3 separate regions of the Homo sapiens genome follow, and all the other regions are linked to region 3. A link is a loop called in an ENCODE intact Hi-C map of the cell type or tissue named here. Cell type or tissue: PC-3. All regions are shown on one strand. Region 1 has its middle 340 kb from the start of LINC02879. Region 2 has its middle 190 kb from the start of CDH2. Region 3 overlaps LINC02879 (long intergenic non-protein coding RNA 2879).

Region 1 (4,000 bases), 350 kb after region 3:
TTCTCTGCCTCCACCTAGTCCAACACCAACATATTATATTCCTTACTAGTTATTTTTATTTTGGTTAGAATTTGGATAGATTTTAGTTGAAAATCTCATATTCAATCTTGTCTTTGTATTTTGATTCTGACCTTTTATTTAAGTGACAAATTCAGCCAAGACTGTTGTGTAGTTGGACCAGTTTTGAAAGGACGGCAAAATTCTTCAGGTCCTAGCTGCTTAGAATCTAGAATCTAGAATCACAATAATCTTTTATGAGCTTTAGAAAATAAAATTTTACTCAGAATAATTATTTCTTTGAGAAAAGTTACATAAAACTATGATCTGCTGTTTGTCCCTCTGAGATAAATTTTGTGTAATGGTTAAAATATAAGGACCATCACCAAAAGCTGTCTAGGCTTATATCTCAACCATTATAACTTGGACAAAGTATTTAACTTCCCTGAGCCTCCAAAAGCCTAGGGCTTGGGAGCTACGAATATGAGATTTTCCCCCAGCATTTAATTCCTAATATAATTTTTTTAAAGTTTAGATTTTTTTAAGTTTAAAACAAAAGTAGAAAAAAAAAATTTTAGCTTTGATGTATGCAACTTTAAACATCTGTCTACTCAAACTTATTTAAGATTCCAGGGCACTTTTTATAATTCTGAGCACAGTCAAACACTCTGAATAATTGTTTCCCTCCCACTGAACTCCCTTTAGAATGTCAGTTGAAAGAGATATTTCTGTTGTAAAACATTACAGTTATTGTTCCTATTAGGCAATTGATCCATTAACTTTCAAAGGTGATGCATTTCAATACTGGATAAAATATTTGCTTTTGTATAATCTCATTAAGAGATCTCTGGAGCCTTCTGACTGATATAATCTACATGAATACTGATTTAGTAATTGCGAGTGCTACTAAGACTTAACTGGGAAAAAATAGAAAACATACTATTTTAATTATAAACATGTTCATAATCCTTTAGAGTTTACAAAATTTTTTCAAATTCAATCTTTAATCTTCCTGAAATAGAAGAGGTATCAATATCCTCATTTTGTAGATGAAAAATGTAAGCTTGAGAAAATAAGAGAATTACAGAAATGTATACAAATAGAAGGTGGTAAAAAGAGGATTTGTGCATTTTTCTAAATTTCCTAAACTTAATGCCATTTTATGATTTTTAAATTAAGTTTTATTTTGCAATAATGTCATACTCATTTTAAGTCAGGGTTATTTGCAAATACATAAATAATACAAAAAGAATTAATATAACAGTGAAGAAGACTCTTACACAATTTATTTATTTGTCTTTTTGTTTTTAAATAAACAGATTAGGATGAGTGGACACTTTGAATTTGCTATCTAAGTTGGGCAGTGGGTCCAGCATTTCTAGACAGGAGTTGTACTTTTCTTTGAGTAAAAATACCTGACTCTCCCCTGGACTTATGTATTTGAATTCATCATACAAAGCATAAAAATGCACCCATCCATGCATGAATGAGTGAACAAACAAATGTATGAGTAAATGAATAAACAAAAGTCCAGAAATGCAGAAGCCTATTCTGCTCCTAAAATGGAAAATGTATTAGCCATCCCCATTTGTCATCTCTTCCTCTCAGCCTGCCACCCATTCCACAAATCCCAACCACATAGTGTATAGACCTTCCTCACAAGAGTTTTGTTCTTGACTTTGTGAGCTTAGTTTAATAACCCAGACTTTAGAGAATCAGTATCACTAGTCTGTTGTTGTACTCATTCCCTTGGCATATGTGATATTTTAGTGCAAAAGAAGTCATTTCTGTGCCAATTATATTTGTAGCTATTAGTAAACTGGACCGTACTTCAGGGAATTTAGAGGAAAGGGCACTTAATTAAGAATTTGGGACTATCCAATCCATAGTTCTTGAATAAGCTCTTGGCAAGGTGCTTGATTGTGTTGCCCTGGGAGGCTGTATGATATTTCCTCATTAAGTAAATGTATTTTTCACAAGATTCTTGGTTACTTTTTATTAGATAAAAAGAATGGCAAGCAGTGCTTTCCATTTTCATCTCCTAGATCAATAATGTAAGTTTCTTTATCATGAATATCAATATAAAATAAAAATATTTAATGTTGTTCAATATTACAGGTAGTACGAGCTATTCAGGTGATAATAAATAAATAGAACCAGCTTGAAAAATGGTATATAGGATCTTGTTTCTACTTCAAATGCCGATTTCTTGAAATCACATTATTTCACACATAAACCACCACCCTTTTCCCGTCATATACAAGTTACTCTTTTGCTAAAACATGTGAGTGGTTCAGTGGGCAAGCCCTGGAACCTAAGCATCTGAGTGTAACTCTTGGCTTCATCACTTGGAGAAATCATAAACCTTTGACACGTTACTTAAACTTTATTAGCTTCAGTTTTCTTATTTTGTAAATTGTGGTTATAAGAGTGCTATGATTTGAATGTGTCCCCCCAATTTTATATGTTGGAAACTTAATTGCTAATGTAACTACATTAAAAGGTGGAACCTTTAAGAGGTGATTGGATCATGAGTGCATTAATGCTGTTTCATGAGAGCAAGTTAGTTTTTATGAGAGTTGGTTGTTATAAAAGTGAACTCAGCTCACTCTTGTGCTCTCTGTGTCATCAGCTCACTTTTGCCTTCTGCCATTGGATCACCCTCACCAAATGCTGCCGCCATGCTCTTGGACTCCAGTTTTCAGAACAGTGAAAAATAAATTTCTTTTCTTTATACATTTGCTAGTGTCAAGTATTCCGTTATTGCAACAGAAAATGGATTAGGACAAAGAGTAATGCCTACTTTTGAATAAGGTGTGAAGGGACAAATGAGCAAATGCATGCAAAATGCCATGATAACTAGTATATGTTAATTAACAAATGTTAGCTTTTATTGATATTCATCTAGGCCCTGTTAATACTAATGCATTAACATATGCACTAAAATAGGTGCTCATGAAACAATAAATATTAAAATTACATAATTATCAGTGAATCTTGGTTTTTCATTTCTCTCAAACTGTCCCCCTTACAGTATAAATATTTTTCATCAAGTAAACATACAATACAAGCCTGAGCTGAGAAATTTTTTGAAAATATAGCACTGCATTCCTTCCTCAAACCATAACATATAGACAGTTAAGAGTAGAGATGTTTAGGCATTTCTAACTCTTCATAAGTAGTCCAAATGTAAGTTGATTAAAGAACCTACAGAGAAAAATACAATTACAATAAAGTATAATCCATTATCTGACTGTGAAGTAGAGGATGCTGTAGGAGCATAAATATAAGAGTACTACATTCAGTGTGGGGTGCCTGGGCTAGTGGCGTTTTAGGAAAGCTTTATTTTAAAAAGTAAAATTTAAGTTAGAACCTACTAAATATGTAGAAAAGAGCTAAAAGGGAAGGGTAAGGTGGAGATAGAACTGGCAGGTAGGAACAGTTTGATATCTCAGACTGAATGAAGTGTATATAAAGGCTTATAGGTAAGAGCATATGGAATCCCTGCAGAACTCAGTGAGTTTCAATCTTGCAGAAGTGAAAAGATGAAAGTGGGGCAATATGAGAGTTAAAATGAAAAAAATAAAGAAATGGGCTCAAAGTACATATGTTCAAGAGTCTAGAAACTGTCCTAAGGACAATAATCTAATTTGCATTTTATATAGAAAGAACACTGAAGATGTGTAAACAGAAATGAGTTACACATTAGAGTCAGTGAGATCAGTTAAGAGGTAGAAGTAATAATCTAGAAAAGAAATAATAATGGGATGAATGAGTAACAGGTAGGTGATGGTAAGCATGAAGAAAAATAGGCTTGATTAATATTTGAAGGATAGAAAGCTAGGAGGTTGTTATCCTCTCTGTGATTCTGTCTCTATAATATCAGAAGCAGAATAGTTCCAAGGAACAAGGTTCAGGATGAGGCCATGGGAGTAAATGGCTGCATTGGAATGGAAAAATTAATCATTTTAGATAAGAATGTTAAGGAATTGTAGAACAAGAT
Region 2 (4,000 bases), 800 kb after region 3:
GATTCGTATAAAACCTGTGGGTCTGTTTCAGATGAGCTGTGACCGTCATGTCAGGCCTCCTGAATCCTGTCCTTATGCCATTATTTTTTTTCCATACATAAAATTTTACACCATCTCTGTTAATTTTATCTTATTAATTTCAAACATGTTCTTCCTTGTGGCGATCTTTCTAAAATTACTAACCTTATGTAACATATTAGTTTTCAATCACCAGAACATTTGATAAGCATTGAAATTATCACTTAAAATATCTAACTGGGTAGGAAGAAGGAAAGAGTCCTGAATAATATACCCTTCTGTGTCCCTTCTAATCCACTAATCAACATTATTAGGTTTAATTAGGTAATTTAACTGACTGTATTTTTCTTAATATGTACTTCTTGCTCAAAAGGTCATCTTGAAGTATTGAATCAAATACTCTGCCCAATTGGGTTATAATTTATCTCTCTCACTGCCCATAATCAAAAGGTAAACAAGCTGTTATTTTCATGACTCATTCTTCGTAAACACATGGTTCTTAGTGATCACTGTTCTCTCTGCTGAGCACTCCCAAAATATTTGTTTAATATCAATGCCTTTCTGAAAGTTCCCAATGTGCATTCGGGGAAAGTTTGCTCATAGGTAAAGGTCTAGCCAAATTTCCTTTACAGGAGCTTTTCCAGGAATGTTGATATGGATTCTGTGTGGATAGGTAGCATAAAGATGGATCAGCAGCCGGACCGGTGGCTCACGCCTGTAATCCCAGCACTTTGGGAGGCCGAGGTGGGTGGATCACGAGGTCAGGAGTTCAAGACCAGCCTGGCCAAGATGGTGAAACCTCATCTCTACTAAAAATACAAAAATTAGCGAGGCATGGTGGCATGTGCCTGTAATTTCAGCTACTTGGGAGGCTGAGGCAGAGAAATTGCTTAAACCCGGGAGGCGGAGGTTGCAGTGAGCAGAGATCGTGCCACTCCACTCCAGCCTAGGTAACAGAATGAGACTCTGTCTCAACAACAACAAAAAAGAATGTAACAGAGTGAGACTCTGTCTCAACAACAACAAAAAAGAATCAGCTACTTTGCTCTGTCTCCTGTCTCCTGACCCATCTTTAAATGACCTATCCACACAGAATCTTTATTTAATACCTACACCTATTTAAAATATTATGAAATATGTTTATTACAGAGTCCTTTATGTCTAAAGGCAAATCAAGTAAGTTCTTAATTCTTATATGTTATACTATTTTAAGGGTAATTTTGGTATATTTTGCAATAAAAAGAACGTATTCCAAGGTTTGTCATTTAATTTTTATGTGGAATCATTATTATGCAAACAAAGAATACACCAATTAATTTTGTTTCCTGAAGTCATTTCATTCAAAGACAACAGCAGGATATTCCACTGCTTCAAATAGGCATTAGCAGTTAACGGTACAAAAAAATTAACAGAGAATGCTACAGTTTTATTCTGCCCAGCAATCAGAGAAAAGCCTCCTACTGTAGAATGTGTTCTATCAAAAGGAGTTGAAAGGGGCTTCCTTAGACCCTGACCACCAGCTCCATTTGTAGTTCATTGTCCCAAATCTCTTGTTCTAAAAAGCTTTTGTAGAGCAACACCTTGACAACTTGTTCTGTCACTTCCATTGCACTTTGTCCAATACATCAGGTCAATATACTTTTCTTCTGACTCAGCAGGATGCTGGCATCATTCCAAACCTGCTGAGTCCCAATCTTGGCTTCATAGAAATTTTAAAAAATAAAATCAATGAGAGAAAAAAATGTCTCTGGCTAGCTCAGCTGACATAGCCACAGGCAGGAGCTGGCTGGTGCTATTTGGTATTATTCATATGACCAGCCAGACATAGACTTTGTTATTGCAGTTTCCCCTGCCAACCAAGTCACTCAATTCTTGCAATCAGTGCTAGTGCTTCAGGGTAAAAATAAATAAATAACAGTCATAACCTAGCACACATACCGGATGGTGCTGTGAATACACACAGAACAGCAGGACTGGGAGATTTAGGCTGCCAGGGTCTAAATTGGCTAATCAATTCTCAAATTTTTTTTTAATGTTTTGTCAGTTAACAGATTGTGACCATGAAATTACTTCTTTGAAAAGGAGCTTGCTTTAGGTAATACTGCTCTTTCTAAAAGAAAATCTACTGACTATTGCATCATTGAGTAAGAGCACCTAGCATAGGCTACTGAAAGTCAAGAGACAAAAGGGAAAGGTTACCTAACAAGTCACTAGAAGCAATCTTTTGCTTTGAAGTATATGAACTCCTAAAAGGCTTTGGGTGCTACTTCTCCATGCAGGGGCCTAGTGATGTTATAATTCATCCAGAAAGCCTCATTTCAAAATTGGAAAAATAGAAATATAAACTTATCCAACTTGGCGTGAAAATGTAAATGGGTTTGAATAATTGAAAGCAAGCAGAGTTTACCATATTGCAGCCAAAATTCAAACAGCATGCTGGCTCCTGCTACCTAGGAAAGCAATCTAAGCCATTATCTCCTGTGCCATTCTTTCTACTTTTCTTTAAGAAAACTATAGCAAGAGGATTTATGTTTTGAAGATGAATACCAGATATGAGCACTTTAAAGAATGAGTAGGCATATCTTTAAAATGTTGGAGAGGCAAATATTTAGAAGAAAGCAAACCTATTCATATTGCGAATTCTGTCTTTGCTCTGTCTCTGCTGAGTGATGGGATTTTTTATCCCAAAACAGTAGCAAAGGATGTTTAAATGTTGAAGATGTGATAGGAAAGTAGGTTGCTATAGGCAATTCCATTTCTATTATCTATATTAAAAGAAAAAAGAGCATCATTCCAGTAAGGGAAGGAAATACCTCTTTCCATCAGCAACACTAGAATTTCACAGCTTTGCTTCACTATTCTAACTTCTAAATTAGCCCTCAGTCCCTACCATTACACCACAGTATAAGCTAGACTTTGTGCAAAATGTAACATACACGTATTACCCCCATGCATGATGTCCAAATTAAAGACACAGTTTTATAGTAGTGTAAGTCATGTGCCTAAGTAGAATTTCATTCATAAACAGAATTTCCTATTTTCAGCTTCATAAGATAGGAGAAAAAAAATAAAAAAAAAAAAACAGTGAAAATTTTTTAAGTAAAAACCGATCAGTTGTCACTGGGACACAAATTGTTTGAAGGAAAAGGTTAATTTCATCAGTGGAAAAATTACAATCACAGTAGAAATGGCAGTAATCAAACAGAAGTGGGTAGTAAAGACAACAAATATAGAAAAGCAGCGGCAAACTAGATAGAACATGGAACAACTAACAAAAACATGTTATTGAGTTAGGCCAGTAGAGAGAATACATGACCAATAAATTCCAATTTGATTAAGGAGGTTAAGAAGTAACTAGGGGCCGGGGGTGGTCACTCATGCCTGTAATCCCAGCACTTTGGGAGACAGAGGCTTGTGGATCATCTGAGGTCAGGAGTTCAAGACCAGCCTGGCCAATATGGTAAAACCCTGTCTCTACTAAAAATACAAAAGTTAGCTGGGCGTGGTGGCAGGCGCCTGTAATCCCAGCTACTCGGGGAGGCTGAGGCAGGAGAATAGCTTGAACACAGAAGGTGGAGGTTGCGGTGAGCCAAGATGGCGCCATTGCATTCCAGCCTGAAAATAGAACAAAACTCTGTCAAAAAAAAAAAAAAAAAAAAGAAGAAGAAGAAGAAGTAACTAGGAGAAGAGAAAGAAGATAACTCACTACTGATTGTGGAAAGAGATTGTAGCCTCTTAATCTGTCAAGCGTCTGGGCTTAACAAAACAGTTTTAAACGTCTTCTTTCTTTGTCTTAAATAGCAATATCCCACCTGACTCCTGCCTTTTATAGGTCCTTCCTGTATAAAGAATAATATAGTTCATTTCTGAAAGCCAAGCAGATGAAACCTGAATACAGAAAAATCCATTTTGAGTGGTAAAATAAACAACATTTTCTTCTTTTATCGAACGTGAGCCTCAGTTATTCCCTGAAATGGCATCA
Region 3 (4,000 bases):
GCATAAGAATGAATCTAGACCCTTATCCAACACCATATATAAAAATAAAATCAAAATGAATTAAAGATTTAAATCTAAGACCTCAAACTATAAAACTACTATAAGGAAACACTGGGGAAAATTTCCAGGACATTGGTCTGTACAAAGACTTCTTGAGCCATACCCTGCAAGTACAGGCAACTAAAGCAAAAACGGACAAATGGGATCACATCAGGTTAAAAAGCTTCCGCACAACAAAGGATACAATCAACAAAGTGAAGAAACAGCCCACATAATGGGAGAAATATTGGCAAACTACCCACCTTATAGGAATCAATAACCAGAATATATAAGGAGCTCAAACAACTCTATTCTAAATAGTCTAATTTTGACCAGATTGGTCAAAATATGGGCAAAATATTTGAATAGACATTTCTCAAAAGAAGACATACAAATGAAAAACAAGTACATGAAAAGGTTCTCAACATCATTGATCTTCAGAGAAATGCAAACCAGAGCTATAATGAGATATCACCTCATCCCAGTTAAAATGGCTTATATTCAAAAGTCAGGCAATAACAAATGCTGGCAAGGATGTGAAGAAACGGGAACACTAGTACACTGTTGGCAGGAATGTAAATTAGTACCACCACTATGGAGAACAGTTTGGAGGTTCCTCAAAAAACGACAATTGGACCTACCATATGATCCAGCAATCCAATAGCTGGGTCTATACCCAAAAGACAGGAAGTCAATATATTAAAGATATATCTACACTCCTATGTTTGTTGCAGCACTGTTTACAATAGCTACGATTTGGAAGCAACCTAAGTCTCCATCAACAGATGAATGGATAAAGAAAATGTGGTACATATATACAATAGAGTAGTACTGTTCAGCCATAAAAAAAGAGTGAGTCCCAGTCGTTTGCAACACCATGGATGGAACTGAGATATCATTACATTAAGTGAAAAAAACCAGGCACAGAAAGACAAACATCACATGTTCTCACTTATTTGTGTGATCTAAAAATAAAAACCACTGAACCTGTGAACACAGAGAGTAGAGGGATGGTTACCAGAGGCTGGGAAGGGTTATGGGGGTATAGAGGGGAGGTGTGGATGGTTAATGAGTACAAAAAAAATAGAAAGAATAAATAACACCCATTATTTGATAGCACAATAGAGTGACCATAATCAATAATAACTTAATTGTATATTTTAAAATAATAAAAAGAGTTTAATTGGATTGTTTGTAACTCAAAGGATAAATGCTTGATGAGAAAGAGACCCCATTCCTTATCATGTGCTTATTTCAAATACATGCCTGAATCAAAACATCTTGTGTACTCCATAAATATATATACCTACTATGTACTCACGCAAATTTTATACATTTTAAATATCTTTTAAAAATTATTTTTCTCAGCCAATTGATGAAAGTACAACTGTCAAAAATCCCCTATTGGTGCAACAACAAAATGCAAATAAAGACCAATTCACTAATGTTGGACTGTTAATAAAAATTTTTCCTTTTGTTCATTTCAGTTTCTCATAATCTAATGAGTTCATATTAGTTTTCCAGTATCTCACTGTTTGTGGAACATCCAAATTGTAGCTCAGAGCCCTGGAATTCAAACTATTCAATAATGCCAGTGGTGATTCACTCAAGAATGCAGTTCATTCACAGAGAATGCTTAGCGGAGTATACAGTAATCCATAGCAATCTTCCCTTCCAGTTCTTTTCTGCCACTTCTAGGTAATACGGATATGAGTAAATAATACTTTCCTGGAGGAGACCATTTGCTCTATTAGATTTCGGGTTCTTACATTCTTAACACTCCATCATTTCTTACTAGGTCTATTAGCCTTCTGAGAAAAAATAGAAAATTCAGCTGTGTCAAGTCAACCAATTGCCACCTAGATGGTGGCTTGACAGGAAGTCTAGCATGAGCCTTGTTCACTGCTGTTTTCCTTAGGTAGGTGCCCACTGCTGGGTCCATGGGTGCTAGCTGAATTAATACAAAGTTCTCTCTTGATAGGAAAAGAAAGTGATTTGATAAATACAGTGTTCAGTAGTATCAAATGTTGAATAAGTTCACTTATCTTATTGCCTGGGTGATTATTTAGTTGTTTAAGGGATTGCACCCAATAGAAAAAGTTTTACTCTCAGATAGAAACAGAGTCTTATGTAAAATGGTTTAATGATACCTCATAAAGTTATGAATAGTAAATGCAGTAATATCTGCCAAGTGGCTAAGGTATGATGCTTAGTACAATTAGATGTGGTCAGCAAATGTTTATGTTCAGTGTTAATATTGAGTGTAGGTGAGGTTGTTTATAATGCCACTAAAGGTAAAAATTAATATATCCTGTACAGTTTGCACTAGCAACTCAATAAAGTGGCCTCAAAAGAAAAGTAGAAGAGAAATAGTATACCTTGCTAATTCTAGATGATAGTATAATACAGATGTTAGATGTTGCTGTCTTTATCTTAGAAAGTTGATTAGCAAAAAGCAAAATGGTAGCTGAAGTTTGTGTTCAAATCCAGAATTATAATGCAGCAGCACAGACACCAGAAACCCTGAACTATGACCCTCACATGGACCTGCTTCTCCTATACCTCACCATACCTTCTATATTCCAATTTTTTCATCTGAAATTTTCAATTCTGAGTATTATAGTTTTGACAGTAGTTCTTTGTATCAGCTGGATCATCTGCTGTTATCTTTGAGAAGATGCTGATGAATTAAAAGTGGTTGCTTTTAATTGAGAGCGTATATTTGCACTTTAATAGTGTTCTGCTGTTGGCTTGAGTCACTCAAGAGTGACTCAGGATTCAGGATCTCATACTCCCACTCTGGCTTCTCTGACTCATTTTTTCCAAAGGAAGACTCATTTATCCAGTGAGTAAAAAACTGTGTTCCCTAGTTTCTTTTTTTTCTGGGATCCTTAACTATATATTTACCACTCTATTATGAAGTCATCTTCTAGTGTATGTTTTGCACTGCAGCCATCACCCCTGGATTCTGGATGCAGAAGGAACATTGTGGACAAGGGATGGGGAGGAAGTAGAAATATGGTTCCAGTCTGGGGCTGAGTTTCATCTTCCAATCCAGGTTTTATTGGTTTTTAAAACTTAATTTTTGAATATTCATTTGACTCCTGTGCTTGTTTCTCAATTGCTTCAGAGGAAAAGGGTAAGATGATTACCTAAATTATTCATGTAAATTTCTTAAACCTCACAGTAAACAATCTGTGTCTTTGAATTCATGAGAGACCATTCTATGACTCTCCAGGCACATGATAATTTGGGAAAGAAAAAACAAAACAAACTTGAATGTGGAAATATGATCACTTATGACAGAAGAGCTGATGATTATTCAGAAATATAGTTATCCACATCTTTGGTAAGAAAGGCATATCAGAAGTTGGACATCCATTATTCTTCCAGTAACAGCTGACTCCCAGAGTGACAAGCAGACATAGATGGTAGATTCCTTTGTCAGTCACCAGTAATTCCAACTTTGAAAACAAGGCCGCTACATGTTACTTTTTCATTTTTCCATCACTTACACTGTTTCTGACAGAAGGCTGAGGTAAAGGTGCCAATGTGGGAGTTGAATATTTAGCATTGAGGTTTCTTGCCTTTATCCTTTTACACTGCTAATTTTTATTTACTTTTTTTTTTTGCAAATATGTCTGCTTCCTCATAAAGATCAAGTCTCTGAAAATAATTATACAGTTATTAATTGAAATGAAGAGTCAAATTCTATTTTTAAAACAGAAGTCTCATACATTCTTAAAATTGGAAAGCAGTCTCAAGAGTAGGGAAAACACTTTTCTTTTTGTAGCAGACAGCATTTTATTTGATTCACAATGAATAGGGTTTCTCCTGCCTGACAGCTACACGTGCTGGGCTTAACAGCAGTACATAGGTGTACTTGGAGAGAGAGAAAAGTATATTTTGGAATATTACAGGATGTTAGCGTTTATTATTATGATTTTAATATTCCCTGAAG

The links. Peaks named below come from ENCODE experiments on the same cell type or tissue, not always from the same donor. Only the 100,000 strongest peaks of a DNase experiment are listed, where the experiment ranks them.
Region 1: a loop joins it to region 3, with 2.8 times the contacts of the local background. A loop is called at or near these places in 2 of 110 quality-filtered maps.
Region 2: it touches region 3 in a loop (4-fold over the local background); 2 of 110 quality-filtered maps call a loop at or near these places.

Annotation. Positions count from the first base shown.
Region 1 is chr18:28,812,102-28,816,101 of GRCh38, reverse strand. No RefSeq gene overlaps it. Among named protein-coding and RNA genes, the nearest start is that of LINC02879, 340 kb to the left of the region's middle. In PC-3, no CTCF peak of the experiment used is centred here; a DNase peak (open chromatin) is centred at 1,531; H3K27ac peaks cover 814 bases.
Region 2 is chr18:28,363,403-28,367,402 of GRCh38, reverse strand. No RefSeq gene overlaps it. Among named protein-coding and RNA genes, the nearest start is that of CDH2, 190 kb to the right of the region's middle. In PC-3, no CTCF peak of the experiment used is centred here; a DNase peak (open chromatin) is centred at 1,752; H3K27ac peaks cover 1,733 bases.
Region 3 is chr18:29,163,113-29,167,112 of GRCh38, reverse strand. All of the region lies in intron 1 of LINC02879 (long intergenic non-protein coding RNA 2879), which reads right to left. Among named protein-coding and RNA genes, the nearest start is that of LINC02879, 8.3 kb to the right of the region's middle. RefSeq lists an enhancer at 2,099-3,298. In PC-3, no CTCF peak of the experiment used is centred here; DNase peaks (open chromatin) are centred at 1,662 and 2,852; H3K4me3 peaks cover 360 bases; H3K27ac peaks cover 3,155 bases.